5 separate regions of the Homo sapiens genome follow, and regions 1, 2, 3 and 5 are each linked to region 4. The links are chromatin loops, found by intact Hi-C in ENCODE. Cell type or tissue: dorsolateral prefrontal cortex. All regions are shown on one strand. Links, peaks and the distances in the headings refer to the core of each region. The heading gives the core; the rest is flanking DNA. Region 1 overlaps LINC02128 (long intergenic non-protein coding RNA 2128). Region 2 has its middle 7.6 kb from the start of HNRNPA1L3. Region 3 overlaps LOC105371259 (a long non-coding RNA gene). Region 4 holds the start of LINC01571 (long intergenic non-protein coding RNA 1571). Region 5 has its middle 32 kb from the start of LINC02127.

Evidence for each region. Hi-C counts contacts between places; a loop is a spot of excess contacts. Peaks named below come from ENCODE experiments on the same cell type or tissue, not always from the same donor. Only the 100,000 strongest peaks of a DNase experiment are listed, where the experiment ranks them.
Region 1: it touches region 4 in a loop (9-fold over the local background); 3 of 110 quality-filtered maps call a loop at or near these places.
Region 2: a loop joins it to region 4, with 2.0 times the contacts of the local background. A loop is called at or near these places in 3 of 110 quality-filtered maps.
Region 3: it touches region 4 in a loop (8-fold over the local background); 11 of 110 quality-filtered maps call a loop at or near these places.
Region 5: it touches region 4 in a loop (2.3-fold over the local background); 2 of 110 quality-filtered maps call a loop at or near these places.

The regions. Positions count from the first base shown.
Region 1 is chr16:50,860,643-50,866,919 of GRCh38, reverse strand. The region is part of intron 1 of LINC02128 (long intergenic non-protein coding RNA 2128); the gene reads right to left. Among named protein-coding and RNA genes, the nearest start is that of LINC02128, 24 kb to the right of the region's middle. In dorsolateral prefrontal cortex, for the core only: a CTCF peak has its summit at 3,371; a DNase peak (open chromatin) is centred at 3,339; H3K4me3 peaks cover 884 bases; H3K27ac peaks cover 3,077 bases.
Region 2 is chr16:51,634,976-51,641,252 of GRCh38, reverse strand. No RefSeq gene overlaps it. Among named protein-coding and RNA genes, the nearest start is that of HNRNPA1L3, 7.6 kb to the left of the region's middle. RefSeq lists enhancers at 3,125-3,983, 3,440-4,029, 4,030-4,619 and a silencer at 4,021-4,315. In dorsolateral prefrontal cortex, for the core only: a CTCF peak has its summit at 3,510; no DNase peak of the experiment used is centred there; H3K4me3 peaks cover 895 bases; H3K27me3 peaks cover 3,162 bases.
Region 3 is chr16:51,980,630-51,986,906 of GRCh38, reverse strand. LOC105371259 (a long non-coding RNA gene) reads left to right here. Exons shown (of 3, transcript XR_933563.3): 3 at 656-1,508. Among named protein-coding and RNA genes, the nearest start is that of LINC02911, 94 kb to the left of the region's middle. In dorsolateral prefrontal cortex, for the core only: CTCF peaks have their summits at 3,787 and 3,986 (motif pointing right); a DNase peak (open chromatin) is centred at 3,983; H3K27ac peaks cover 494 bases.
Region 4 is chr16:51,759,436-51,765,712 of GRCh38, reverse strand. It overlaps LINC01571 (long intergenic non-protein coding RNA 1571), which reads right to left and starts at 3,194. Exons shown (of 3, transcript NR_110916.1): 1 at 3,138-3,194. It overlaps LOC105371257 (a long non-coding RNA gene), which reads left to right. Exons shown (of 4, transcript XR_001752182.1): 3 at 3,297-3,783. In dorsolateral prefrontal cortex, for the core only: CTCF peaks have their summits at 3,224 and 3,426 (motif pointing right); a DNase peak (open chromatin) is centred at 3,422; H3K4me3 peaks cover 706 bases.
Region 5 is chr16:51,046,539-51,052,815 of GRCh38, reverse strand. No RefSeq gene overlaps it. Among named protein-coding and RNA genes, the nearest start is that of LINC02127, 32 kb to the right of the region's middle. In dorsolateral prefrontal cortex, for the core only: a CTCF peak has its summit at 2,994; no DNase peak of the experiment used is centred there; H3K27me3 peaks cover 918 bases.

The DNA.
Region 1 (6,277 bases), core at 704-5,703, 900 kb after region 4:
GATGCACAAATACCACTATGTTACAATTGCCTGTGGCATTCAGTACAGTATACGTGCACTACATGTTTGTAACCTAGAAGCAATAGGCTATACCAGATAGCCTAGGTGTGTATGTAGTAGGCTATACCATACAGGTTTGTGTAAGTACACTCTGTAATGTTCACGCAATAACAAAATCACCTACCAATGTATTGCTCAGAGCAATTCTCCGTTGTTAAATGATGGATGATTGTATATTAAGTTCAAAAACAGACAAAATGGATCTATGTTGACAAAAATAAGAACATTCATAGCCTATGGTGGGAGTGGAAGGACTGAACTGGAAAAGGGCATTAGGGAACCCCCTACAGTGATGGAAATGTTATCAGTCACACACTTGTCAAAGCCCAAATTGTAGACTTCAGATGTGTGCACTCCAGTGTTTGACATTTTATCTCAATATCTTAAAAGTATTTGTACACACATACACACACACATCACAAGTATAAGCTGCCTATACTTGCTGCTGTCTCTGTGGCTTTACCTGGCCCTACCCAGTTTCCAGACACATAGCATTCCCAAAGTGTTTCCATACATTTCACTGAGACTTCTAGGAAATAGAGACAGGATTGTGAACTCCATTTCACAAATGAAGAAAATTAGTCACAATTTGTGACTAAATCAACATGTTACAGGGCAGATATCTCTTAGTGGGTAAGAAGTAGTGTTAAAATACTACTTATGTAGTATCACTATCACTACTACTACTACTAACAATAATAGCTAAATTATTTTGAGTAACTAAAATGTATTAGGTCTTGCATTATTTTATCCCATTCAGTGTCTATGCTGGAGGTCGTTCATACCAGCTTGCAAAGGTCAATAGTTCAATTTTCCAAAAAAAAAAAAGTGTCAGTGGGTTGTTAAATACATCTACCATTAAAAATCAAATCATATAAATTTACAATCAAATAAATTATATTAAAAACAAAAGTTAGTAATTCTTAAAAATCATCACTTTCTAATTATTCTCCTATGATCCGTGCTCTTGGGGTTATTTATATCTATTGTAACTTTATAGTGAAAATAGTATGTGCTTGTGTGCTCCTGTGCATCTCTTCCCCACTTCAGGGTTAGTGACATCATGTTGTTTTAAACTGGCCATAGTAGAAGTCTTTACACCGTGGAAATCAGCAAACACCACAAAGCAGGGCTTGATTTATTGTTTTATGGATGATCTGGACTTCAAGAAACTGATGAAAGCTAGGAGCAGTGGTTCACACCTATAATCCCAGCACTTTGGGAGGCTGAAGCAGGAGAATCACTTGAGACCAGGAGCTCAAGACCAGCCTGGGCAACATAACAAGACCCCGGCTCTTAAAAAAAAAATTAAAAATTAGCCATATGGGGTGACAAGTGTGTAGTTCTAGCTAGTTGGAAGCCGAGGCAGGAGGATCGCTTGATCTCAGGAGTTCAAGGTGGCAGTGAGCTATGATCATACCACTGTACCCCAGCTTGGGCAACAGAGCAAGGCTGTGTCTCTGGAAAAACAAAAAAAAAGAAAAGAAAGAAAATGATATTAATCATCAATTCAACAAGAAGTCTCTTATGCTGATGACAAAAAATTAAATTTTTGATAGATATTTTAGTTGTTTCACTTATATCTTCCTCATTTAAAAAAAAAAACAAAAATACCAACAAATATTCATGTCAGAACTATACTCATTTGTCAATTGCAACTGTAGGTTGTCTATGAATAGGAGAGTTTGACAAAAATCAACAAAAGAATTCTTGGAGAATCAACTGGCCATATGGAATTTATCATAAAAAGAACTGTATACTTTATTATTTGTAAATTCTGTATTACATTCCTTTGTATCAGTAAGTTTTATAATTAACTTACATATATACATGCAACTTTTTTATCAAGCTGGTTGTTATACATTTACCAGCACATTATTGATTTAGCCACAACACAAACATATAATAACATATATTATTATAAATGTTTTGTGGAAAGGAAATGGAGAATCAGAAAAATTAATTAACTTGCTCAAGCTCAGAGCTGACTGTCTCCAAAGTCCAGACTTTTATTCACCACACAGTAAAAGCAGCTCCCCAAGTACAACTCTCAGAGCCATGGCATTCCATTGCTAGAAGGGATCTTAGAATTCATCTTAGCCAATGTGTCTCCAACTCCCATTTTATAGCCAGGAAAACTGAGTCTCTGAGAAGGGAGAGAGTCTCGCCCAAAGTCAATACCTGGTTGCTAGCAGAACCAGGACACGTTCTTATTAGGAGCTTCGCCTCTGCCCTAATAGACACCGGAGAGGATTTCAGTGGCCTCTTTCCCTCCCAGTCCATTGGCCCCAAGCACCCAGCAGGCCTGGCACAGAGGGGCACCCAAGAAATGTTTACCCAACGAAGCCAGAGTGAATCTTACTGCACATACTCAGGTTAAAAAGGAATATCAAAATATTTTCTCTGAATCAAATAAAATTTCTCCTCCAAGCCTCCATCCAGCAGGCCTGGCCAGAAAATCAATCTGAACTATTCTTTGTTCACCTGAGAGACCAGGAGGATTCCTTGGGGCTCAGCGAATGGGAAGGAGGGCACTGTAGTTGCCCCCTTGTCATGGTGGCCCTGTCCCTTCACCAAGAGCCATTATGGGTGTAGCCATTTCAGTGAGCCACCATTCCCAGGCCATTGGGTTTCCCAGACACCATTCCGAGGCCAGGTAAGTGGATGTTCCCAAACACAAGGCCAGATGCTCACACACATATTCACACCATCTAAACACTGACATAGGCACATAGAGACACACACTGAGAACCTACTCACACCAACACAGACACCACACCAGTCATCCCAAACACACACCTTATAACACACACTGATGTGCCAGGCCCCATGCACAAATGTACTAACGTCTATACCGCACACTCACACACAATGACACAAGCACAGATATTTGCTGAGATTCCCACTAAAACAGATATGCACACTGGCAAAAACACACACACACACGCACTCAGGCCCTCAGCAGAGACACACACTGTGACCCCCAGCCAGGACAGTGACACACACACCGCTTTCACAAGGACACACACACACTCCCACACAAGCAGACAGACCTGCCCAGACAGAAGCATGCCTGCATCGCAACAGCACAGACATACACCCAAGGTTAGGTTCACACTCTGACATACCCAGCCTCACGAATAAATGCAGTTGGTTTGCACACCCAGACACCAGCACACGCTGCACACGGGCTGAGAAGCAGCATGGGTTCTTGCACACACGTGCACACATGCCCCACGCCTGCACCCACGGAGCCCGCGGGCAGTCCTGGGCCTGTGCTGTTCCCTGGTCCATGCTGCCACACAGTGGAGAGGCGGCATCCTCCCCGGCACCCTCTCCCACCCTCTCCCACCCCTGCCCCGGCAGTCATGTGAATGAAAAGACAAAAATATAGATGGGGTGGGGGAGGCGGGTAGTGAGGAAGGGATGGGGCAGAAGATGAAATAATAATACTGCTGGGTTTGTTCATTTCGGTGATAATTAGCGGCGCATTCACGCCGCCTCACCGGCCGCTCCCGGCTGGTCCCGCGTGATGGATGCCTGGTGGTGCTGAATGCAAATTAGCATAATTTCATTACCGAGGGACCCGTGAAAAGGTTCAATTATAGAGCAATCTCATTAATACCAGGGCTTGTTAAACTAATAGAAAGAGACAGGCCCCGCAGCTCTGAGAGGTAGACATGTGCTCAGAATGCAATTAATGCTGCAACCCCAATACCTGGGCCACACCTCACTCCCTAGGACCTGCCTCGGTGCCCTGCACACTTGGGCTCCCGGAGGAACAAGGGTTCTAGTCTCAGCAGCCTAGATCATGTCAGAAAAGCAGAGCATCCAGCTGGGTCAGCCTTGTCAATCATCTAGTTCACTGTTACAGATGGGGAAACCAATGCCCACAGTAGGGAAGTGGCTCGTCCAAGGTGTGTGGTATAATAGAGGGAACAGAGCAGTAAGGGGGACATTCTGGTGGGGGAAAAGTGATATTCATCCCTGCTTTAGTGCCTGGTTCCATGACACATCACCTGTAAGGAGCTGCTCAACTGTGACTCGGTTTCTCCATTATGACAGAATCCCCTTGGGGACACTCAGCATTCCTTCATCTCTCCCTAAAGTTTCTCAAGGCAAATGCACCCGCCTCAGCCCTTTCACCAGCCTGACTCAGCCACTGTCACCCCCAGCTTCTTGAGATGGGGGCTCTGTCAGAGCCGGATGAGCTGAAGCCATGGCGCATTTGGGGAAACAGCTTCAGCACCATCCTCTCCATCCCTGCTTCCATCCAACCCCCTTCCCACAGCCAACACCCCAGTCTAGAAACTAGAAAATCTGGAATAAACAGCTCTCGTTGAGGGAGGAACTTCCTCCCCTCTTTGGACTCTTGCGAATGGGATGAAGACTGGCACCTTCAACCTTTGGCCTAAGAAGATTTCTTAGGAATGTTAAAATCACCCCCTTATTTGACTTCAGCAAAAAAAATGGGTTGTACCTTAACCACATTCCCCAAAGAACCCTTGGCAATGACCTCATGCCGTGGCTCTCTTTCCCGTCCTGGAATTTTATGCACACTGAGCTGGGTCATATGAATTTGCTGTATTTTTTATCACCTCTGTAATATTTGATTTTTTTCTGCAATTGTAAGTAAAACACCACAAGTCCCAAAATACCCCCAAGCTGGAGAATGACTCACACTATATTACTGAACGCATAAAAATATGCAGTGACTCAGAAGGGCCCAGCAGAAGCAACAAACCCCACAAAAGACCCCATTGTTCTTATTTTAAAGGTAAAGGGGGGGGAGCTAAGTGATTGCAAACTCAGAGGACGGATTCAGACTTTGACTGCTGACACTTGTCAAACTGCCTGTCAGTCTTTGGGGTGTTTTGGTTCTCTCTTTTTCTAATGACATAATGAAGCCAGATAATTTCAAAAGAAGAGCAAGCCCACTGGAGACCTTCATTTCTATTTCAAAGTGATGATGCAGAAGGAGTGGGGAGGCAACATTAGAAATCCTTGGGCCATAAGACCCCAAGAAGCAGAATGTCCCCAGGAAAGCCACAGGATTTCTGACCAGGCTGATACTCCCTCTCCTTGCAGGGGCCTGTGGCAGAGCCTGGGATGGGAGACAGAACACGAGAGAAAAGACTGAGTGGAGTGATGGAACATGAGCTCAGAGACCCAAGGCCCAGGGTCCTATGACACTCGTGACTGTCTGGTCCCTGCAGGATGTGATTGGCCACCAGGAGAGGGGGCTTGTAGAACTGCAGGGAGGGCAAGGGCCTGGAGAGCCTCATCTTACCAAGAAGAGCTTTGAAAGCTTCAGGAGATGCTTCTAGCATTGCATGACCCAGAAACAAAGGCGCGGGTCTAGTCCTCCAAGTTAGTCCTCCACTAGAAAGGTCTAGTGCCTCCAACTAGAAGCACCAAAAATTAATAATGGGAGAATGTGGTGGAGTGGAGGGGGTATGAGTGGGAGCAAAATTCTCATCCATCATCTTGGAAAGTCAATAGATAATGTCCAAAACTGATGAATCAGGAAATAGTGGCAGACATGCATTATTTAGAGATATGGGGCACTGGTGTGGAGACAAGACTGGAAGTTAATGTAGAGGCCTCTGGGGAGCAGGCATGGGTGGGGATGGGTGGAGAAGGGGTCTGGCCTTTGTTTAATATTTTATTAAGGAGCTTTTGTTTATGCTCCTGACTGTGCCTCCAATTCACCCATTCCCATCACCCTGAATGGTTTTACTGACTCCCTGAGAACTCGGATAGGAGGGTTTGTCTGTGTGTGTGCCTATGTGTGTGTGTGTACACATTTGCACCTCTGCCATGCATCCCATAAATCACCACTGGGGGGACAGTGACCCAGCCTCTATTCCATCTGGGCCTCAGATTTTCTAATCTGCCTAATGAGAAGCTTGAGTGAGGGCCCTTTCCCTCTGACAGCCTGAGGCTTTGTGTTAACAGAGTTTAAAGTCAAAAGACCCAGATTCTAACCCCGCTTCTGCCACTTCCTAGCTGTGTGTCCTTTAACAAGTCACTCGACCTCTCTGTGTCTATTTTCTTCTCTCTAAAATGAGCAGGCTGATGAGAGCTGTGCACATCTATGGGGTTGCTGCAGCCACATCCTTGGTTTTCAGCCTCCCTGGACTCGCATGACACACCTCTGCCTCCCCATTCCATCACCTCCGTCCTTCCACTCTGTCTTCCTTTCCCTCATCTCATC
Region 2 (6,277 bases), core at 914-5,913, 120 kb after region 4:
CTGCACCCAAATCTCATCTTGAATCCTACTCCCATAATTCCCACGTGTTGTGAGAGGGACCCGGTGGGAGATAATTTGAATCATGGGGGTGGTTTCCCCCGTACTGTTCTTGTGGTAGCAAATAAGTCTCACAAGATCTGATGGTTTTATCAGGTGTTTCCGCTTTTGCATTCTCCTCATTTTCTCTTGCAGCCTCCATGTAAGAAGAGCTTTTTGCCTCCCGCCATGATTCTGAGGCCTCCCCAGCCATGCGGAACTGTAAGTCCAATTAAACCTCTTTTTCTTCCCAGTCTCGGGTATGTCTTTATCAACACCATGAAAACGGACTAATATAGCTTGTTAGAAATGCAGAACCTCAGGCCCTGCTCTTTTCCTGGAACTGTTTCCTCAGATTCCACAAGTTAACAATATCCTCAAGAGATTTTTATATACATTAGAGTTCCAGACAGGCTGCTCTAGGAAGCTCTCACAGTCCCCTATCACCTGCATTTGGCGCTCCCTTCTGCCATGTGGGAGAGGGTATATTCAAGCAGGACAACTGAAGAAAGTTGAATGATGGGAAATCAACAAATTGAAGTAATAAGGCTAGCAAATCAGGGAGGTGCCATCACCCCTAACTCTGAGAGGGCAAAGACAAGAAGTCAACAGAATCCTAGAAGCTGTGCGAGGGAGCCCTTTGACGGCAAGTGTGGCCCTCAGTGGAGGAAGAGGGGAATGTACACTTCTCCAGCCAAGGGGAAATAGATACCCCATCTCTCCCTCATTTCCCCCTCTATCTGCTGTGAATGTCTTTGTTAGGCGTTGGAATGTGGCCCTTAAACTGAAGTTCTAAGCCCCAGGACCTCAGAATGCGCCCTCATGTGGAAATAGGGTTGCTGCAGATGTAATTAGTTAAGAAAAGTCATGCTGGAGTAAAGCAGGCCCTTCATCCAATATGAATGTGCTTATGAAAAGAGGAGAGATGCAGAGACAGAAGCATAGGGAGAGGACAGCCATGTGACCACAGAGGCAGAGACTGAAGTGAGGCATCTACAAGCCAAGGATTGCTAGAAACACCAAAAGCTGGAAGAGGAGAGGAGGGACTTCTCTGCAGGTTTCAAAGGGAGCATGATCTTGCTGATACCTTGATCTTGGACATCTGGCCTCCAGAACTATAAGACAGTAAGTTTCTGTTGTTTTAAGCCACTTGGTTTGTGGTACTTTGTCAAGGTAGCACGAGCAAAAGAAGATAGCTTTCCATTGGCCAAGTCCAATCAAAAGCCAGAGGTGAAAGGATCCTGCTGAAGCCATTCATAAAAGGATGGGAAAGGTGGAGACTGAATCTTCAGGGGAAAATAAAAAGTATCCAGCAGGTGGGGACTATGAGATTAGATTGATGGAAAGGTATTAGGTTAAAAACTAAACAAAATTATCTTTTTGTAAGAGTTACCAAACCTGGCTGTTGGTAACTCCCCTCCCTGGATGTATGAAAGAATCCTGGCTGCTCCCTCCAGTATGTGAGCAGGAGGCACATGAGCAAACCTGTTGATATCATTTAACCCCTTGATCCAGCAATACCTGAAGCTTTCATCCTTGGAATCCACCACTGTAGATACAATAAAGTCCCTCTTTGACTTGAGCTACTGTCTCCAAACACCTAAATGCCAGAGAATGGTAATATATTTTACTTAATTTCATGGCTCTGAGAAACACAGGGATCCACACTAAGGTCCTTCTGGCCAATCTCAATATCCTCCCTGAGAGAAAGAAAGTGACGCCTTTCAGACAGGAAATCTGTCTAGGATCCTGCCCCCGTGAAAGGGAGTTTTTCATAAATGGAGTATCCAGTTTCTTGCAGCTCCTTTTATGAAAAATCAAAAACAACCTAGGTGCCCGACAAAAAGAGATTAGTCAAATGGATTTTCTACATCCATACAATGCAATTCTCCACAGGCAAAAATTATGACATGGAATGATTGTTTTCCAAATGTCCTCTACAAGATCCAAAGTTTCCTCAGAAACCTGCAGAGACAGAGTGGTGTAAGTATGTACACTGAGCTACCAATATCATAATCCTGATTTCATCAGAGCATTTTTATTTTGACCTATTTTTATCTATTTGGCTTCCAAATAATATTTCCCTTAAAAGAAGAGTTCCAGGCAATGCCTATAGGCATGTCCATTGGCTTGTAGGTGGCTATTATCTACCTTTCACCCCACATGGGTAGCACTGGAAGAGTAATAGGGTAGAAAATTTCTAGGTTTGATGAAGAGCAGAAAAAGGTCTGAGAATGATTTGGCAGACTGGTGACTCAGAGTTCACGTAAACTGATTCACATGGATTAAGAGGCCAAGTACAGTGAGGAAAAGTCCCTGGACCAGGAGAAGGGAGAACTGGGTTCCTAGCCCCACTGTCCCAGCAGCAGGTAGTATGCATGAGAAGGTCCCCTCCCTCTGTGCTTAAGGACAAAGCTGTCATCCGCATGACCTCTCAAGCCTGCAAGGACACAACCATGTTCTTTAGTACTATGGAAGCCCTTATGTGATGTCAGAAAGAAATTTCCAAGGATATCTACAATCATGCAGTCTGCATATCCATTCCTCACTTCAACTTCCCTTATATATTTCCAACTCCTTTTGTGAACATGAGCCAGACAGACACATAGAAATGGACTATGACTAATACAATTTTAGCTCATCATCTCAACAATCCTAGGAAATAGATTTCATCATAACTGTCATTTTATAGAGGAGGAAACTGAAGCTCAGAGGGGGTAAGCAATTTGTCTAAGGTCACACAGCTAGTAAATGTCAAAACCAGGCTTTGAAGACCTGATGAGCTTTTGGTCTTAATGAATATGTACTATAGACCAAAAGATAGAGACATCTTTTCAGGCTTCGAATTTAACAAATTTGAGGATTTAAATAGCTATAGGTATAGATTATATTGAGGGAGGAGAGGGAATAGACAGCTTGTAACAATTTCCAGGGGGTGGTAGAGCTGGGAGAGGTAGTAGACTATGGAATCAAGCCTGCTCATTCCTCATAGATCCAAAGCTCAGAGAGAGGATGTGACTTAACCAAGGTCATGCAATTCTTTGGCATTCATTTCCCAACTAAAACCCAAGATTTTAAAGTCAAGATTAACTGCCCTTAACTCTATAGTTGATAACTTTACCATATTCCCTGAGATGTACTTGTTGTACTTCTTGAGGTCTTGAAGAAGGTTTTTTTTTATTTTTTAAAAAAATGCCTCTGGTGTTCTGCTCAGCCTAATGAACTCATCCAATTTACCAGACATACAAAAGTGAAACGAATCTGACGCACAATCAGTTAATCCTTTATCTTCCTTGGCGGCAGCCTCGGAAACAGCGGGAGGACAGTCCCCCAGCCTGCAGTGGTGTTACGGATCACAACGGAAGCATATTGTCATCAGATTAATTTTCCAACCCTCCTACCCTAACCACAAAATCCTGAGAGAACGAGTGTCAAATACACTTAATAATTGCATAATTATGACATCTGTTACTCTCCAGCACCTCTTAGTGGAAAATTAACTGAAGAAATAGCAGGTTCAAAGATGTGTTAACACTCTGATAGCAGATTTAATTGAAATATGACGGGGGAGGATAATGGAGATTAAATTAAGCTCTCAGATAATCATCTGACACAAAGATAATTGAGCCAGCCTCTGCCACGTTGATGAACGCTTCAGAGAGGCTGTGCGGGTGGCATTTCGAGTATCTTATCCTTCAGGCAAAATGGAATTCTCCTCCCCCCTCCTTCTTCTCCCTCTCTTGTCATTCAACATTTGTATCCTCCAAATCGATAATGTGAACAGCAGCATAATTGGAAATAAAAGATGATCTGAAATCCACAGGAAATTAGGTTGAGGCGCGTGGAGGAAATACAGTCTCATCCTGGACACAAGGTAGATTTTTATGAGATGTGCCCCTACTCTGCAGTTTCTCCAGGAGTGTTTTCCCAGTGTCTCTGTCCTCAATGGAAAGAAATGGCCGTATGTGAGACCGGAAGGTGGTCCATAAACATGAGAATGGAGGAGTCAATAGGAGGCTTCCTCTGCATTCCCTTACAACAATCACTTTGAGCTCTTTCTCCTCTCCGCAGGAGCATTATCTTGCTTTATAGGGCAAGTCCAGGAAGCAGTGTGTGACAAAGAATGAGTACCCAGTGCTGGAGGGCATGGAGCAATCCATCGGCAGCTCCCGGTGGTGATGAGTGAGTGTCCTGCGGCAGAGGGTGGGGTGGCATAGCAAGAACAGTTGAAGGCAGGAAGTGGGAAAGCATTCTGGTTACTGTCATGCCAAGGGTCAGCGGCCAACAGTCCGGGAGAGTCTCCTTGCATCTGTCTTCCTCTAACAAGGTAATGCCTCCCTGTCAAAGGGTCGTGAGTGGCAAACCAGTGTAGAGAATAAGGTGGTGTCCTGAAAGGCAGTCTTCAGTCTGCTCCCACTCCACCAGCACTCCAACTACTCAGAGTTTCAGGTTCAGGATTTTATATGAATGGGGTTGATCTGCTTCGCTTAGGTGGAGTCAAAGGAATGTGGTCGCATCTCCTTGAAGCAACTCCATCCCATTTCCCACTTACTCTTCTCTTCCCTGGCATCACCCCGCCCATGAACACCATAAGAATTTCCTAGTCCTGGCTGGGCGCGGTGGCTCACGCCTGTAATCCCAGCACTTTGGGAGGCCGAGGCGGGCGGATCACGAGGTCAGGAGATCGAGACCATGCTGGCTAACACGGTGAAACGCCGTCTCTACTAAAAATACAAAAAATTAGCCGGGCGAGATGGCGGGCGCCTGTAGTCCCAGCTACTACTCGGGAGGCTGAGGCAGGAGAATGGCGTGAACCCCAGGGGGCGGAGCCTGCAGTGAGCTGAGATCGCGCCACTGCACTCCAACCTGGGCAACAGCGAGACTCTGCCTTAAAAAAAAAAAAAAAAAAAAAAAAAAAAAAAAAAAATCCTAGTCCTGACCTCTCTCTATGCTATGACATAGTTAAGGGGAATCCCCTTGGGGATGGAGGAGGCAATGATGCGAGTGCCCCTCACTGGGGCCCTAGACATGACACGGGATGGAAAACATTTCCCCTCTCTGGTGCAGCCATGGCTGAAGCCCAGGGTGCCTGCTGGGCCTGAGATGAGGGGCTCTGGGCAAGCTGTGCATTCCAATGGCCACCACATCCTCCAGTTCAGATCCTGACCCTGGTGGTAAGTCCTTCAATGGACAGTGGAGCCCAACAATCAGGGCATTCCTTCCAAATTCTGCCAGAGAACCAACACTCAAAGTAGGTATCTTTGTTCCTACAAAGTCTCCAAGTACAATGCCCAGGATGGCAGGGTAGGGTCTGGCACCCAGAGCCTCATGTATGGCAAAGCTCTCCTTTCACCACCAGCCTTCTGTTTCAACCTCTTCAAAAGTTAATTTAGGACACTTCTACTTCCTCCCTATTTTTGGGTTTGGAATAGAGCCCAATATTCTGAAAGATTACAATAATGTTTAATTTGGGTGGAGAACAATGAGGCTCTCCATTCCATCTCTTCCTTCCTGGAAGAATTCCATAAATTCTATAAGTATGTTTCCCCAACTGCTGGATATCCGCAATAAATTCCATGTCGTTAGACCCCTAGTTAACTTATGATGGCAAAGTTTGAAAGATGGTCTTGTCCCATCTCTCCTATTACTTTTGTCCCAAATTGTTAATTTATTGAAGCATAAAAAAGCAAGGCATCTCATGAGAAAGAGACTTAAGGGTTTGTTTTAATCATCCTCCTGTAGTCAAGTAATATGGCACCAGAAATTGTCTTCAAAGAGAAGATTCCCGACTCTCTTCTGACCTCCCTTTTTATCTACAGGATGGGTGTGTGTGGCCCATAAATCAACTGGACGCACTTCCCTTTGTTTGCACACTGCCACCGACACAGGCTTGCTATGAAGAAGAAGAAATTTTGCTCAGAGGAAACTAGAAAACCTGAACGTGTACACAATGCTGACATATTTTGTTGCTTTCACCCCTCTTAAGAATTTCTACCATTCCTTTGAGAAGTTGATTATTTTTAAAACTGTGTATCATTTTGTCTTCTTGGGCAAATTGCACAGTCAATGATATGTTTCACCGAGTATGTAAATCCCTTTTACATATTTCAAAATAATATCTAATTAAAATGTCAAGGTTATAGCTCATGAGGCTAGAGTGGACAGGGCTCCACCCCCTCCCTCAGCCTCTCAAAGTAACATTTAAAGTATGTCCTATAATTAGGAGCAATTATAAATTCCA
Region 3 (6,277 bases), core at 866-5,865, 220 kb before region 4:
GAGTGAAACTTCTGTTCATTTGTTTATTTTTTAAGCCACATGCATTTTAAAGTCTATTTATGATAGCTGTTTACACTCTAGATGTGCATATAAAAATAAATTTGGTCATCTAATCTCTCCTTGTTTGGAGAAGTTAAGGAGATGATCAGGGAGGAGTACAAGTTGTCCACATTTTTACAGAGGAGAATGCCCACCCCAGCCTCTGGATTCACAGGCCAAGACTTCTGCTACTACATCTGGTTGATACCCCAAGAGCTGAACAATATGATGAAAATTCAGGATCTAAATTGCTGATTCATACCCTGAATCTGGACCAAAAATGTATCCCCTGTTTCCTGCACAGGGTTTTAAAAGAGTATGTATGAATTGTGCATGTAAATATATTAGGCTATTTCACAAGAATAGTTAGGTTCCAGCTTCTTTTGAAAAAAACAGCAGGCAACACTGAGTCCATATTCCCATGAGGGGATGATTAGCTCTAGCTCCTCCTTATTTAGATGAGACCTATGCTGTTCAGTTCACCAGGGTCTTCTCTTCACCCTGGTGGTTTTCTGCCATCGAGGCATAGAATTAGTTGTCATTTGTAATTCTTTCATGGCCCAATAGTAAAGAGGAATATAAATTTTTCTTTTTCCCTTGTCCCTATAACATACAGAATAATGAACCAACAAGAGCGAAGAACAAGTCAAAGAAAATGGCAAAGAAGATATTTCTTTGGGAAAGTGAAGAATCATCCCTCAGCCATCCCACTTCTCTTATTTATGTCACCTGTCTAAGCCTCCAAAAGTATGTGCATTTTGGACTCCTGGCCTAAGGATTCATGTGGATAAATGACTAACAAATGGGCGGAGGTCCCCATAAAAGCACTTTTCTTTTCTGGAGGCTATTCCTGATTGGAGTCAGGAGTTCTATCCTGAGTTAGAGGTGCCTTACTCAGACTCTTGCTTGCGTGAGTGTGGTATGATCCATTCCTTCAGGTTGGCCTCTCGGATGGGTGCCTACTGTGGCCATGCCACCATGCCAGAGGACTGGGTGGGCATGGGCATGAGGGTGCAACAGTGACTGAGGTCTCTACTCTCCAGAGGCAAAAAATAAACCTCAAGGAAGGCTTGAGCCACCAGGGGTCTGACTAAATAGTGATCCTATCAGCCTTATTTTTTTAATTTTTAGTTGACATGTAGTAATTGTACATATTTATGGGATACAGAATAGTATTTCAACACATGTAAACAATGTGTAGTATTCAAATCAGGGTAATTAGTGTATTTCTCACCTGAAACATTTATTATTTTTTTCTGTTCAGTACCTTCAAAATCCTTCCTTCTGGCTACTGGAAAACATAAAGTAAATTGTTAACTATAGTCATCCTACAATGCTATAGAACATTATAACTTATTCCTCCTGCCTTGCTGTCATTTTTTATCAGTTAACCAACATCTACTGTCTCCCCGCCTCCTTTCCCCATGCTCCTGTGACCACTATTCTACTCTCTGCTTCTATGAGATCAACTTTTTTAGCTCCCACATATGGGTGAGAACAGGCAGTGTTTGTCTTTCTGTGCCTGGTTTATTTTACTTACCATAATGCCCTCCAGCCTCATCCATATTGCTGAGAATGACAGGATTTCATTCTTTTTATGGCTGCATAACATTCAACAGTGCATATGCCACATTTTCTTCATTCATTCATCTGTTGATGGGCACTTAAGTTGATTCCATATCTTGGCTATCGTGAATAGTTCTGCAATAAACATGAAAGTGTAGATATCTCTTTGATACACTGATTTCAGTTCTTTTGGATCTAAACCCAGAAGTGGGATGGCTGGACTATAGGGCAGTTCTCTTTTTAGTTTTTTGAGGAAACTCCACGCTGTTTTACACAATTTATCAGCCTTATTTTCGCCTCCTCATCACACATGGCAGATAATTTGTCACGAGGGATGTCCCTCCCAAAGCCTGCCCAGAGTGGATGTGTCCTGAAATAATATTTTGAAATATGAGCTGGTATTTTTCTCTGTACTTTCTGTGAGACCCTGTGTACTCTATCTGCTAAGAACTCCACTTTCATGGATCACAAGAAGGCTAACACACAATAATAAAATGTTTTTGCTTTTCCTCTTTGTAAGAATAGATAAGTTCCAGGAGAGATTCCATGCTCCAAGACTAGAAATGAACCTGCTTGGACGTTTATGCAAACCTCTGCTCAAATGTCCCTTCCTTGGAAAGGCTTTTTCTCACCCACTCAGCTTGAAGTCAGATCCTTCCTCACCACCCCTCATCACTTTCTTCCCACTCTTTCTTGAGGTCATTGTGTGTACATTTTGCTTGTTTAATGGTATGCTCATCACTAAGTTGTGAGCCCCTTTGGGGCTGGTACCTGGTCAGTCTACTCATGGGGTTATCTTCAGTGCAAAGGGAAGAAGCTCAACAAATATTGACCGAATTAATGAATGAGGTGTGTTTGATGCTGGTGGGTCTTTGAGGAATGGCCTTGCCTTTTGCCACATAAATGCAGTTTTTAGGTGGGTGGGGTGTATGGTGGGTGTGCTGGCAATGGAAACCTCACATCAGTGAGGAGATCCAAGAGCAAAAATATCATGCTTCTTCTCAAGTAGAGACTGGGGGTGGGGACAAAACTTCCAGGGTGTACACAACCACGTGCCATGCCTGGGTCAACAGGGCAGCTCATGGTGGGGAAGCAGTGGAAGTTTCCTAGGCACTGGGGGCATGCTGGGTTTAATTCAGGAGCTGATGGGGTTGGCAGGCCTCAAGACTGTTGACGGAGCGCCTGACAGGGATGAGGAAATCTCACGGGTGCCACCTTGAAGAAATGATGACACTGGGGACTAGGGCTGCACCTGTCTCTCTGGTGCTTTCCTACTACATTGGTCCCTCTACTCAAATCCAGATAAAGTGGGAAGACAGACCAACACTGAATCAACTGAAAGTAAGCTTCCATCACTCAGTGAGATGGGAGTCTAAATAGAAACTGAGTTTTTAAAGAAAGTTACATTTCTCACACATCAGTATTTATGAATCGAAATTTCTATTTCTCACATGAACAGTTCCTCGTGGCTGTATTTGCACCACTTGCAAACCACTCATGGATTCCAAGAGTGATGCAGTTATGGGAATAAACTGGAATCCACTCTAATTTATTCCTAAAAGTAATTGTTCCATAAGGTTCCATAATTCAGTTCTTATTTGTCAGGTTACTTGTTAATGTCCATTGCAACATTATGAAAATGTGTTTCACACATGCTGCGAACATAGAAGTAAAAAATAAATTTTGAAGGCACCTGTTGTAATGTTGTAACAGGGAAATACCTGAACTATGAATCACAGGACACGGGTTCTGGTGACAGCTATGCCACCTATTAGTTGTGGGTGCTAGGCAAGTCCCTTCCCCTCTTTGGGCGTCTGTCTTCTCATCAGATGACGGAAGGAAATGAAATGACTCATCAATTGCACGTCATTGTGATAACTGCATACCTGCTGTACTGTTATATATGTAGTGATTTTTCTTTAATTCAACTAAGAATTTGAATATTTCAGTTATGTTGCTTGAAATCATCCAGCAGTAGGATGACTGAACTTTAAATGTCCCTTCTCCCCCTGACACTCTGGCCTGTGCACTGTGATTCTAGAATTGAGAGACTGAGCCATTCCCAAACATCCCGTGAGCAGACAGTCTATTGAGCCCATCACATGAACATAGGGGTTGCCCCCCGTCTTTTTTTTCCAAGGCATGGCTGTAGCTGCAGGTGATTCTTAGATAAATAACTAGAAAATATTTGACAGCCTCACCTCCGTTAAATGTTCTTCCAAGGGATTTCAATTGAGTCTCCAGTTTTCAGGTCATTTAAAGTTTGCTACTTCTAAAGTGCCTCTTACCATCAAGGTGTGATGCAAAGAGTTTTCCATTCGATGCTTCCATTGAAATAAATAAATTGAAATGAAGGCGAGGATTTGTCAGGTTTCCACTAGAGGGCAGCAGAGTAGTGAGAATCAGGGTTCTCAGAGGCTTTGTAGTAGAAGTGTTGACATGTGACTTGGCAATTGAATAATTTTTGATACTGTCCTGACACATAAACACCTAGAAGCAGGTTTTCAAAGGTTATTTGCACACTAAAAGAGGAATTAAGGAAACGAACTTGCATGCCAAAAGTAATTTTCAATATTCTACAAAGAACCGTAGCTTCATTATAAGATTGTTTTTAGAGAATATTCAGCTATCGTTAACTGGATATGTTAAACTTAACTGGCAAACACGCATTCAAAATAAATTAGGCTGAGTGGACCTAAGAAAGTAGATCCAGTGACTAATAAAAAATTTCTGCTGGGATTTGGAGTCTGGCCAACTCACCCAAAAGGAGAAATTGGGCTTTAAGTGATTTTTCTAGATCTTCCAGCCCTGGGGGCTCCTAGGCTTGTGATATTAGCATGGTTAAACAGTTGTGCACATACTGCACGGTTTTGTGTGTGTGTGTGTGTGTGTGTGTGTGTGTGTTATTGTGGTCATTTATTTTTAAGGTATTACTCTACCTTCAGCATAAAAAGTCAGCAAATTATCAGAGTTTATTCCATTGACATTCTCACATCTTGAGAAATAGCCCATTTGTATTATCACAGTTTGATATATTTCCCATTTACTGAGCTTCCTTGGCAAGTTGGCATTTTAATTTAATTATACTTTTTGCTAATGGTCTTTATTTTTCAGTGTCTGTGTGTAAAACGCCCGTAGGTTTGATTATCTGCCCCCCTCCTCTTCCCAGTGCCGAGCTATAGTGCAAATTTATAAACTGACAAAATTCAGTGTAAAATTCAGGAAGGTGAAATTAAGGAATTTGTAAAGAAATCCTGCTTAAATGCTGAAGCCTTTTCCTCACTTGCAGAAGACGGCTCCCTCTTGCATAAGTTTAGTACCTGGCCTTGGTGTCTCCAATAGGAACCCAGAACAGAGGCATGTGGCCTGTGTCCTTGTCCCTCTCTGTGCTGGCTCAGACTCTGTCCCCCTCTGTGCCAGATAAGAGAGAGTTTCTGTGCCAGATCAGAGAGGTTGTCCCTCTGAGCTGACAGAGAGAGGGACAAGGCACAGAGAGGAACGTGGACCTCTAAGAGTTTGAACTCTTCTGAGGGTATCCTCTGAGCACCAAGGGATATAGCAACAATGATAATCGCAGGGTTTTCTTGGCTTATTGATGATGCTGGGAGCTTATGGAGGCTTCTCCCTTTAGAATAGAAACTGATCGTGTAGGGCTGTAGCTTTCCTTGAAGACTGTAGGCTGGCTAGTGGAGTCTGGACCATGGGCCCTACCAGGACCCTAGGGCTGTGTTGGTGTGCATTTAGTAGTAAAAAGGAGCTAATGAGTGGAAATACCCAGACAAGCAAGTACACACATCCATGCTCATATTTCCCACAAGTGTGCACACTCTGTTTCCTTGATCCTAAGATGCTGCTGACTGTAACACACACCATTGATCCAATAATAGCCCTCCAAGGGGAAAAAAAAAGAAGAAGAAGAAGAAGAAGAAAGAATCACTGCCAGATTAAACTTACACATCAATTGTAGGGTACATCCCAGTTTCAGAAATGCCAAAAAGTGGAAAACAAAGGCTGATTTCAAAATCTTGGAAATTTAGCATATCTAATTTTGATAGATGTATTTAAGGTAAAGCTGCCTCCCAAAATTTGTCCTGAAGAAAAATTCAGGATTTGAAACCTATGCAACCACAGTCAAGTTGCTAATCATGATCCATAAATGGGCTAGCAAAGTGTGAGAATAGTCTTTGTCTGTGGAAGTGCTCTGCAACTGTAAAGTTCTGGGCAAATGTTGGCTTTTGGTATTTTATTTCACTGGGTCTGTGTTATCTATTTGTTTTTGTTTTACTCATTTTTTTTACACAGGACCCCTCTCCCCAGGACCCAACCTGTCCTTATGACCCCCTTAACCCTTCATCTGTCTCATCAGCTTGGATGATTTGCCTTATAGAAGTGTGTGGATGACAAGCAATTCATTTAATCAATTTAGTAAAGCCTAGGACCATTTATTTGCCTGTGCTTGTAAAGGTATCCCTCCACTCCCGCTGAGAATGCCGAGAGAAACAGAAGAGTTATAATGGTGAAGGGTTTTCTATTAAAGTAGGGGGAAGTTGTACAAGAGAGGGGGCAGGGACAAAAATAAGTGTATCAGGCACGGTCTTGGTGACACTAGTCAAGAGCCTCAGGAACCTACCCATTGCACACCTCGGACAGAGTGACGCAGGTCCCAGCCACG
Region 4 (6,277 bases), core at 559-5,558:
GAGTACATGAGGATTTTATATTTTCAAAAAAATTCATCCATTTGTCTTTGGGAGGCATAGTCCTGTCAGAGCCTGGTCTCCTTGGTGGGCACCACACCCAGCAGACACAAAAGCTTCTCCTGGCTTGAAGCCACCAGCAAAGGCAGCCTCGGCTTCTCCAGCACCTTGGCTCTGGGTTGAGTCTCACCTGTGTTGAATGGTTTCTCTGCAGGAGCAATTTTAAGGCTAAAAATAAAGTCAAAAGAGAAAGGAAAAAAAGAAAGGAAAATAGGGAAACATCACTCTTCTATCTCCACCTGGCCTCATGTACTGCTCTTTGACATTCATTAGAAAAACACAAAGTCCAAGTGGGAAAGAGGGAGTTCCCAGGCAAAACAAGATTTTGCTATCATTTGCAAGAACAGTCCTTCTTTCTGTTGCCCCTGACTGCAACCTTCCCTCGCCAGTAATAATGAGCCTGTGAAATGCTCATGGAGATCTGTTGTTAGGCTGGGGCACTTGGATCTAATTCTAGAAGGTTCAGATCTTCAGCCTGTTGCTTCTTATTTCACTGGTCCAGAAAGAGCCACTCAGATGATAAGACTGGCAGAAAAGAAGGGCATGGTGTAAACAAAGTCCCTGTCTCACCTGGAGCCCTTTTTGCCACTTGCAATTATATGGTTTCATTTCAGTGCTTGCAGCTGAAGCTGACCTTTCTTTGCATTACAGCTAGTTTCATTAACACCTTTTTCTTTTCTTCCTCGGTGTGAGGTTTTATACTTTGGTTTTGATGGCCAGATTGCTTTGGGGAGCACAGGCAGCTTGTGGCACCATCCTGGGCACAGTGGATACTTACAAAAGACTTAGATGCAATTTTTGCTGCTGAATTCCAGTTGGAACTTCAAAAACAGATGAGGTTAACAGAGTGCATGTCTGATTTTTAGAAACCTAGTGTTTTAGAACCAAAATGGACTCGAGGACTTAATAAGGAACTAACCCCTCCTTTTAAAAATAATGTAAGTGAGGCTCAGATGTCATAAGAGACATGAACAAGGACACTTGGTCACAGCATAGCCAAAATATAAGGTCACATTTTTGCCCTGAGGTTGGCCACAATATGGAATAACAGTTTTGCCACCAATCTTGAAGTCTCAAGATAGGTAACCAATGTAAGTCTTTGAAATAATGCATATTAGAGTATTTTAAGATTAATCTTTTTATCCAGATAAGATGAAATGGCTTTAGAACTTTTGCTTTAATAGGAAGAGGAGGCTAATTGGCACACTCTTTGCTTGTATCTAACTGTGTGCTTAAGAGTGTGAAATCACTTGGTAGAACAAAGTCCTTAAAACAATCATGAACAATGGTGATAGAAAAGGAAGCTGTGGGACTCCTCAGCCAGAAAAGGGTCTCTAGGTAAAGATTCACTTTGCCAGGAAACCTCACAAATTATAAACTAGTGGCATTTCCAGATGAATGGTATTTTACTTTATGGTTCTTTGAAGCACGCGTGAATCATTCTGAAATGATTATATGAAGAACTGGTTTTATGACGTGAGCTTATGTGGTACGTTAGCTCCCAGTTGGCTATCCTGGGGAAGCAAAGACAGTGTGGTTAATCGAGAGAATCAAAACTAAATTTCTAGACCTGATTTCTGACCCTAGCTGTGCCTCGAACCAGCTGTGTAACTGGGCAAATTACTTTGCCTCTGCCAATTTTGGTTTCCTGGCTAAAGATTTTTACTAGAGGGTCTCTAATAGGTTGCCAGGTTGAGAAGGAAAAAAAAAAGTAAGGAAGAAAGGAAAGAAGGAAGGGAGAAGGAAGGGAGGAAAAAAAAAAAACAAAAACAACACACAGGCATCCACTTAAATCTGAATGTCAGATAAACAAAGAATATCTTTTAGTGTAAGTATGCCCCACGTAATATCTGGGACATACTTACACTAAAATCAAACCACTATTCATTCTTTTTCTGAAATTCAAATGTAACTGGGTATTCTGTAATTTATCTGGCAACCCTAGGCCTCCAATTCTATAATTAATGATTCTGACTGTATTTGTTTCTAAAAGTGTATGAAGGAGAGAGAGAGAGAGAGAAGCAATCCCCTGAAAGCACTCACCAGCCGGTTGCTAGTCTGCAAAAGGACAGCTCATGGCATTAGAGTAAAAGTCTCTTTAGGCTGAGAGGCAGCCCTGGAGAAAACAACGCCCTTTCCTGATGACATAGGCCCCTCCCATGGCTGTCCTGAGAGCCAGACCTCTTTGTGGGCCTAGAGAGCTCTGTGCCCTGAACCGTCTCAGTGGCAGGCAGTGCTGTGCTGAGCGCCCTAAGAAAAAGCCTAGTCCCTTCCATACACAAAGACAATTGCAATTAATCCCTGTTGTGAGCCACCAGGCACCAAGGATCACAGAATCCTCACAACAGGGGCCTAAACAAATCATCCTTAGGTGGAAACCAGGAATGGATCCAGCCTCCCCTTTCTCCCTAAGTAATGTGGACATAGAGGGCATCCACCCCAACCTGTTTGTTATGGGACTGGGTAAGAGTGGGAAGATAGAGCAAGATAGAGAGAGGAAGAGGATGTGAGATGCTGGAAGTCAGTGTTGCAGTCAGTTAGCAAAAGGCCGGGTAGTTAGAATTGGGATACCGAGATTTCCCCCACAACCTTAAAAAATAATTGCAGGTAACACTTTATTCTGTGTTACAGTGAGGTCCCTCCCTTAAGCATAATGACTGCTTCTTTGGTCCATTTAGTTTGGGTCTTTTGCAATTTATCAGAGATGAGTTCCCTGGAGTCTGGGATCCCATTCAAAGCAGTGTGGGCGCACGCATAAGTGTGTTGATTGCATTTCCACAATCCTCAGATTCTGCCCTTGAGAGGGGCTGTCCCTCCACTGATTCCTGGAATGGATGGGCAAACAGAGCCCCAGTGTCTCCAAAAGCACTTCAGAATCCCCCTCACCACCACCGCCACGCCGCCAGGAAATGAATTAACCTGGACACCCAGACAGCTGCCATTAACTCGACCTCCCCTCCATAAAGAAGCACGCAGAGCCGGAGTGTAAAGAGGATATGGTTAGGATACGATGTTTAACAGAGAGAAAGAAAGGAGGAGAAACAACTGTTTGCTTTAGATGCAAATAAACTCAACTTCACCTTTAAAGCTGAAAACCTGTGCCCTTGGCAAGACGTTTGGGGACTGTTCCAGAGATATTAATCTTCCTCCGTTTACATGTTAAATAGATCTTTGGAAACGGTTTCTCCAGCACTGTTTTTTCTCTCCGGCACAATCTCCTTCTCTCTTTCTTTTTTTAGTACAGTCAGGACTCCCCAGCAGCGAGAAGCCCCGGGGGACGAAGGTGGAGGCACCAAGCCGTGTGGATTTCAGAGCCATCCGCGGCTGCCGGCTGTTGGGGCGGCCAGGAGTGGCCTGCCAGCAGATGGCGCTGCGCCGCACGTTATGGACCCTCGTGTGCCCGACCGGCTCAGGGAAGGAGACAGACGGCTCAAAGTTTCTAGTGCCATTCCTGGACTGAAACAAATGTTTGTGGAATTAAGTAGTGATTTCCTTTAGTGTGCGCCACTCTTACTGGCTGTGTTTTCAGGCCTAGATGTTAACATATGCCACATATTACTTTTTTTTTTTTTTTTTTCCTGGTGAAGTCAGGGGTTTCCAAGCACTCAGCCTCATCCTAAGTGTTCATGTCAACTAGCAAAGGTCTGCATTTTCTGATAAAATAACTTATAAAACTTCCATATTAAGAGCTAAAATGGTTTGGAAGACAAAGAAGTGCTGAGAAATGTAAGTAAACAGAGCACCTAACATTTTGTCTTTCTAAATAAACAAACGGGGAGGGAGGTGTTCCTTTATTAGGCTCAAAAATTACTCATGAGAGCGGCCAGGAGGAGATTCAAGGCATTCGGGAAAAAGTGTCTCTGGCTACTGGGGGGAAGGGGGTTGCATTATGTGATTGCTGGAAACACTGAGGTGCAATGATCATAAATGTAGAATCGTGGAGAAAATTTAGGATATGCTCGGAACACCCAAGGCACAGCCAGAAGTCCCTGGGTTTTCAGAACCCAGTTAAACAACAATGGGTTAAGGGTGATAGGAATTGCCAGTGCAATTGCTTCACCATGCCAAGTGGCTCCATTAGTTAGGGTTCAGTATGTATTTAATGTTGCCATAAAATCTGTCTTCTCAAAGTAAACAAGGCAAGTCTGTGAGCATCTCCGACAAGATGTATGAAGCTTTGTTTGGGATAATGGATTTGACATGAGTAAAAACACTGGGGATTAAATGGACCCAGCACGGATAAATATGACTAATTGTCATCTCCTCGTATCAGCGTAAACATCTCTAGCACCGCATACTAGGGAGAGATGGTGGAGCAAGGGGGTTTGGGGGCGATTAGTCACTGCAGAATTGATTCACAACTGATTGATTAAGCAGGGATGGAGGGGAACATTGAGGCCTTTCCTTCCACATGGAGGTGAATGTCGCGTTTTAGAATTTCCAAGCATTTCTTGCTCAGATTGAACTGTGAGTCACAGCCCTAAAGAGTGAGTACACAGCTGTTCTGTTGTGTGTGTACACGGTAACTTTGGGCTTCTTTTTCTTAAATGTTCATTAATCTTTTAAAACTGGCAGAATGGCCCGAGCATCTTTTACACAAAAGAACAAGATCTGAAGTCTTGTCATGGACTTTTTAGAAGTTTTCAGCAAGCGACTCAATTCCTGTTTCTCTTAATGTACATAGAGATAATATTTAACTTTCCTCACCTATGTTACTGCTTTATTTTGTAAATATCGCTATGTGGATTTCTTTTTCTTAGATGATGAATACATATATCTAATACTAAAATACATTTTTTCAAAGTAAGCAATATTCTCAGGCTTTGAAACTTTCTCATTTGGAGCAGTAATTATATTTAAGGTCATTAAATAATCTGAAAGAGAATATTCATTTACTAACATATGGTTTTTAACATTTGATTCTGTTTTTTCTTTTTACCTGTTTTCATTTTTTAAGCTAAAGTTCAAAGACATTTTCTAACCAAATGTCATTTATCATATCAACATATGCTGTTTATACCGTGAATATAGTTAACGTAGTGAAATGAAACTTTAGTTGTGTGAAAAATAGCAACTTTTAAGGCTCACCAAATATTACAAACACTGCAAATTCTTTCTGTAATATCCAGAAGTTGATTTTGGATCAAAATTTAGAGCTGTCTTTCAAACAGAGCCACATTAAATTTAAAATTAGTCAAGGATTACAGTTTGCTATGAGAAATGTCTCCACCTCCAATATGAGCAAATGTCATCAAAGTGAAAGGGGAAAAAAAGAAAAGAAAAGAAAAGATGGGATTGTTTTGACACAAGTGAGAGAAGCTTAGTGTCGCTTCATTTTTAACCTCATTTCAAATTATCTTTTAACCACCCTGATATTTCTGCTTGGAGATAATCACATCTCATCAGCCTTCTCAAAACCCGGCAGCTACATACCCGGAGCTAATGCTTCTTGTTAAATCATATTGCTAAACAAATTGTTACAGCTCCCGCAGCTGACTGATGGAAATCAGCTTTGCTGGACAGCCTCTTTTTCTTTTCTTTCCATCATTCAATTTTATTTTCTTTCCGTGGGTAATTTTAATCTTCCAGAAGATGTTTGATTGTTTCTCCTAGAGAGGTAGGACATGAGTTTTAAAAATGTAAAAGCAAATCTGCCCTATAGGTGATGAAGATGGAGACCTGTTGCAATGCTCCTGGGAAAATAAACACATGGATTCACATCTATGTTTAATAGAAGAAAATCTTTCTCAGGAAAAGCAATAAAATGTGGGGACTTCAGGAGAAGAAAAGTTACCCTGGTTATAAACATCCACAATCAATTATTCCTAACATCATTTAAGAATTCACATATTGTTGAGGTTTAACAAACACAGCAAGGAAACTGGGCTTATTTATTTTAGCAGTTTTGCATCTGCAGATGTAAAATCAAAAGCTCCCTGCTTAACATTTGAAAAACTCCTATGTAAATGACTGACCGCCTTATCTTGACACAATTTGCCTCAACTTCACTTCCTCTCACTTCGTCATTTAATTTGTATGGTTTCCAAATCAGAGCCGACTATCATCTATTAGTCCCCCTGGTGACAGAGGGCAGGGTGCTGTTGTATTGGAGTTAATAAAGCAGAAACACAAGCCTAATTACTGGGGAGATAAGCCATGCTGGCAGGGATTCTGTCCTCCAGGTCTGGACCTATCTGCACCCAGACATTTTGGAGTGGGT
Region 5 (6,277 bases), core at 431-5,430, 710 kb after region 4:
GCCACATCCTGACCTCCCAGTGGTCAGCATCATCCACATCTGAGTGAAAAGGGGAATTTTACTTATTTACCCATTTGTTTATCTATTGATTTAGGAGGCTCAGCCACTCAGAGAGAAGCCAAGTGACTTTTAAAGTTTACTCAGTCATGCATCAAGCAAATATTATGTACCTACTGTTCCAGATATTATGCTGCCTTTGTATGTGCTTTATTATTTTGTCCTCAGAGCACCCTTATGAAGTGTATAGTATTCTTACGGATGATAAAGTGGAAGCTCAGAGAAGTTAAGCAACTTGTTCAAGATCACACAGCCAGGAAGAAACAGAATGGGGCAGGGCCCTGGACTAGCCAGTCCCAAAGACCATCCCCTTTCCACAGCAAGTTCCTACTCCATCAGAATTCTTAGTCATTTGTTATTGGGCATCTGCTTAAACAGTTTTTATTGGAGTATAACATACTCCACATATCATATCAAGAACACATATCAAGCCAGGAGCAGTGGCTCATGCCTGTAATCCCAGCACTGTGGGAGGCCAAGATGGGTGGATTGCTTGAACTCAAGGGTTCAAGACCAGCCTGGGCAACATGGCAAAACCCCACCTCTACAAAAAATACAAAAATTAGCCAGGCATAGTGGAGCATGCCTGTAGTTTCAACTACTCTGGAGGATGATGTGGAGAATCATTTGAGCACAGGAGTTTGAGGCTGCAGTGAGCTGTGATCATGCTACTGCACTCCAGCCTGGGTGACAGGGTCAGACTATCTCAAAAAAACAAAACAAAACAAAACAAAAAAACACACATCATTAGGGTGCAGCTCAGTGAATTTTCACAAGATGAGCACACCCATGCAAACTTTGTTTCTTGTAATGAAACAGAAACAGATCATCAAAGCACCCACCAAGCCACACTTGCCTCTTTCCAGTTACTACTTCAACCCTTCAGAGGAACCGCTCTCCTGACTTCTAACAGCTCAGATTAGTTTTGAGCTTGGTATCAATGGAATCACACAGGATGTTCTCCTCCACACTTGGCTTCTTTCATTCAGCATAAAGCTTGCAAACTTCAACCAGGTGGCTGGGTATGGTTGCATTTCTTTCACCCTCATGGCTGGATAGGATCCCATTGTGTGAATGGACCACAGGCTATTTATCTGTTCACTGTTGATGGGCACGTAGGCACATTCCAGTTTTGTGCTGTTACAAATGGTACTCCTATAAGCATGAACATTCCAGCACATGCTCTTCAGTAGACACATGGATACATTCTTGTTGGGTGTACAATGAGGAGGGATGTGCTAAGTGTCTTGCAAGCAATCTCTCACTGACCTTATGAGCTGGGACAATTATTAGTCTAATTTTACAGATGAGAGAGTTAAGTTTAGTGATATTCCCAGATAGAAAGTAGCAGACCCCATATAAATTCAGGTCTTTGACTCCAGAGCCTGAACCCTTCATCACTACATTGTACTACAACATGCTGTGTGTCAGTTCTTCAACTATGAGCTTACAAAGTCCCAAACAGACAAAGGAGACTGACTTTAACAGAGGTGGCTAAGAGCGCAGACAGACAGCTGGACTGACTTGGATCTAAATCCCAGCTTCATCACTCACCAGCTCTGTAGCTCTGGACAAGCTATTTTACCTTCCCATGCCTCAGTTTCCTCATCCATAAATTGGGATTGTTGTGAGGACTGAATAAGTCGATGCATTTAAAATACCTAAAATAGCATGCCCAGCATGGGTGAAATACATAGTAAATATTAGCTGTTAGGACACTGTGAGGTAAGTAACATGTGGTTATGAACAAAGCAAAATTGCCCTAAAAGTAGGTTTAACATTGTGTGGTTTGCACCAGATCGTTACAGTTGGAGGGGAGCTCTGTGCTCTCCAAATCCAAAGTCCCCCCTTTACAGAGGGGAAAGCTGAGACAAAGGGAGGCAAAGGAAGGAGAAGTCTTACTCCAGGCCACCCAGCCAGTTAATGGTAGGGTGGGGACTCACGGATGGCTGACAGGGCTCTTTCATGACAGTGATGCTGTGGATGAGGGAGATCATCAGATTTGTTCCTTTTGCCCCATTAAAAAACTTCGAAACAAACAGCAGAACTTTTCGGTTCCCATTTCACCTTCCAGCCTCTGATCTCGGTCTCTCCTTTGTCAAGAGGCGCTTTCCAGGTAGGGTGACCAACTTGTTCTAGTTTCCTTTGGACATTCCAAGTTTTAATACTGGAAGTCTCACTTCAGTCCTGGGAAAACCAGGAGAGTTGGTCCCACCTCCTAGCCAGCCTACTGCCTGGCTGTTGTCCTCAGAGTTAATCATTCCTGGAGCCTGAGTGGTTTGCTTCAATGCCTCGTTGCTGCTGGAGAGCAAGAATCCAGGCAGCTAAGACTTGAATTGAAGCAGTTATTTTCCCAATAACAGACATGAGCTATCCTTTCAAAGAGGAGTGAACAGAAAATGCAATCAACTTTCAGAAATATGTAGATGGACACATGCCTGTCACACATGGCATTCTGCAGCTTATCGCTAGCTCATGCATGTTTTCTCAGTTGCTGCTCACTCCACCCGATAAGACTGTTCCTATGTGTTCATGCACACATGTACACAGGCATGCACATGCACTCAAGTACCTATTTTGTTAATTTATGTACACATCTGGCTTATTCTTCACTTCTTCCTTCAAGCTACACATAAAGGGTGCTCAGTAAATATTTGTCAAATGACTGAAAACATTTATGTTTGATGTCTTCAAGACTATGTCATGACCCACTGGAAGAGCCACAGAATGGGAGCAGAGGAATCTGGCTTTGAGTCTCAAGTCTAGGGATTTTAAAGGAGCTCAGTCACAGATGGAAACAGGAGCCAGTAGGCAATATTTTTAGAATCCATGAAAGAGGGGGATTAGACCATAGAGACTGGGGATCCCCTATTCTATCTAAAGGGGGCAGTCTCTACTCACTTCCAATATTTGTGCTGCCAAATAACAAACATGATTTTTTTTTGCCAGGGGGAGGGTTGGGGGAATGGGGATCAGTTTTGCTGATTTTTAAATATTGGAAGCAGACAAAAAGCAAAAACAGGCAAAAAATAGTGTGTGTCAAATCAAACAGAACGGAGGCATCTGTTGACTTCTCAAGCCTCTGAGCTTGCAGCCTCTGACTTACAAGCTAGGGAAGCTTGGGCACATCACCGAGTCTCTCTAAGCCTCAGTTTCCTCAGCTGTAAAATAAGGAGGCAATTCCTTGCCCTGCTTTTCTCTCTGCTGGGCTGCGAGGCCTTTGCGTGAAAGCACACATAAGATATTATGATTCATCGCCACCTGGGGCAGCCACTTACTTTTAGTATTGTGTCAGAAGTGATACACTTATTGGTGCATGCACATTTTCTAAATACGTTGCAAAGTTGTAATGCTTCTCCCATACTGTCAGCTCATAGCAGATTTTTTTTCTCCTTTTCTGCATTTCCATAGACAAGTTGAGCTGATAGTTTTAGGTAGTAAATTTATCAACGGCTTTGAAAGAAGCCATTTTGCTGAAGTTAAAATTCCTCTAAATTTAAAGCAGACCCACCCAGTTGATGGAATGAAGGGAAACTGGAGAATTTTAGTAGAGTCCAGCCCCTGGGTCATGTGCAGGAGGATATAGACGCTGGCAGATACATTAGTCGAGTTTAATCAGGGAAGCAGAACCCACCACGACATATGTGTGTTACATCAGTGTGACCTTACACACAAGAGAGCTGGTCAGGTGGGCTCTGTCAGGCCCTGCTCCTCATGCCTGATGCTGGGACTTGAAGTCCACAAGGCAGCAATTGGGAAGGGAAGATGGAAGTAAAGTGGGAGGAGCAGGAGGAAGCCAGATGCACGGTGTGAGCTGGAGCCCAGGAGGACAGACTGAAACCCCTGTCAACTCCTGTTGTCTCTGATCTCGGTGCTGTGGGTGTCCTACAGGAGAGAGGACCCTTCATCAAAGTCCAAGAGGCTGGAGGAGGAACCAGGGGGAGGTGGGGCCTTGCAGGCTCAGCTGTAGCCTCACACCAACGAGGTGAGTCAGCAGATACGAGGTGAGTCAGCAGATCCATGAAGGCATGTGGGAGCCACAAAAAGGGCTGCTACCTCCCCTCTGACCTCCATGTCTCCCACAAGATGCTCCTTTCTGGCCTACCCTCACCTGAAATCTACAGGGAAGGGCATTGTGGGAAATGCAGTTCAGCCTGGCTAAACTGACCCTTTACAAAGTCATCACAGCAGATAAGTTGGAATTCAATGATGGCAAACAAGAACATGTTTTCTCCCAGTGATGAGGCTAGAAAGTCAGCAGCTGGACACTGGATGTCTGGTTGTTCTTATGTCCGGAGGGTTGGGTTTGGGCCAATTGGTCACATGCAACAGTTCTCCAGACAGAGAGAGGTGAGGATCAGAGCAGAGGGGAGGTGGGCCGAAGGCTTCTCTAGTAATCCTGGTTCTAGCTCTAGGCAGGGCCATGCAGGAAGAAGAGCCTTGCTGAGCGGGACAATGGTGGGAGCTGGGGCGTCTCATTCCTCAGAGGCCAGAGGTGGAAAAGCAAAGTGATTCACCATTTTTAAGCAACAAAAAGGGGGATGTCAGGGAGGTAGAGCTCTTCAGAGAGTGAAGAGCAGGGTCCTTGGGGCGAGTGGTGATAATGTCTGAAGCTTGGTCACCACCTTAAGAAGTTTGTGGCATGAGAAAGACCAACTCGTGGTCAGTAGACGATAGCCTATTTCAGAGAAAAGGATCACATGGTTAGAAAAATACAGCAAACAGAACAAAATAGCCTGCGTGTAGCATTTTATAGTAATCTCCTCCTTCTCAGAAGCCAACGTAGGCAACCTCACCCAGTCTCCAGCCTCCCTCAGCCCCCTCAGTGACCAGTGACACCCTCAGGTTGGGCACCTGGCTGGAGAGTGGCCATCACTGATGTGCTGAGCTGGGCAGGTTCCCCGCTCTCCTAGGAACTTGAATTAGGAGATACTGAAAACCAAGAGGGAATTAAGCAGAGAACCATAGGGCTTGAAGCAGAAAGGCTAGCAAATAAAAAGGGCCAGCTGGTTATTAGAGAAAGAGGCCATCTTGGGCCCTGCCTAGGCTGGGGTGTGATGGGAGAAGCCACTCAAAAGAGGGCCAGAGGGAGCAGAGAGGGGCAGAGATTGCCTAAAAGGAGGTTCTCTCCCCAAGCCTCTGCACCCCAAAAGATATACCCATTTTAGGGCTTTTCTATTTTTTCTTTTTCTTTTCTTTCCTCTTTTCTTTTTTTCCTTTTCTTTTCTTTTTTTTTTTTTTTTCATTTTTTTTTTGAGATGGAGTCTCACTCTGTCACCCAGGCTGGAATGCAGTGGCACAATCTCGGCTTACTGCAACCTCCGCCTCCCAGCTTCAAGCAATTCCCCTGCCTCAGCCTCCCAAATAGCTGGGATTACAGGCGTGCGCCACCACACCTGGCTAATTTTTGTATTTTTAGCAGAGACTGGGTTTCACTATATTGGCCAGGCTCGAACTCCTGACCTTGTGATCTGCCCACCTCAGCCTCCCAAAGTACTGGGATTACAGGCATGAGCCACTGTGCCCAGCTGCTGCTGCTGCTTCTGCTTCTTCTTCTTCTTCTTCTTCTTCTTCTTCTTCTTCTTCTTCTTCTTCTTCTTCTTCTTCTTTCTTCTTCTCCTTCTCCTTCTCCTTCTCCTTCTCCTTCTCCTTCTCCTTCTCCTTCTTCTTCTTATTTTTTGAGACAGAGTCTCGCTCTTGTCGCCCAGGCTGGAGTGCAATGGTGTGATCTTGGCTCACTGCCACCTCCACCTCCCAGGTTCAAGTGATTCTCCTGCCTCAGCCTCCCGAGTAGCTAGGATTACAGGCTCCTGCCACTACACCTAGCTAACTGTTTTGTATTTTTAGTAGAGACCAGGTTTCACCATGTTGGCAAGGCTGGTCTCGAACACCTGACCTCAGGTGATCCACCCACTCGGCCTCCCAAAGTGCTGGGATTACAGACGTGAGCCACGGTGCTCAGCCTCTTTTTTTTTTTTTTTTTTTTTTTTGAGACCAGTGTTGCTCAGTTGCCCAGGCTGGAGTGCAGTGGCACGATCATAGCTCACTGCAGCCTCGAACTCCTAGGCTCAAGTGATCTTCCCTAGGCTCAAGTGATCTTCCCACCTCAGCCTCCTGAGTAGCTGACACTACAGATGTGCACCACTATGCCTGGCTAATTTTTTCATATTTCATTTTTAGAGATGGGGTCTTATTATGTTGCCCAGGCTGGTCTCAAACT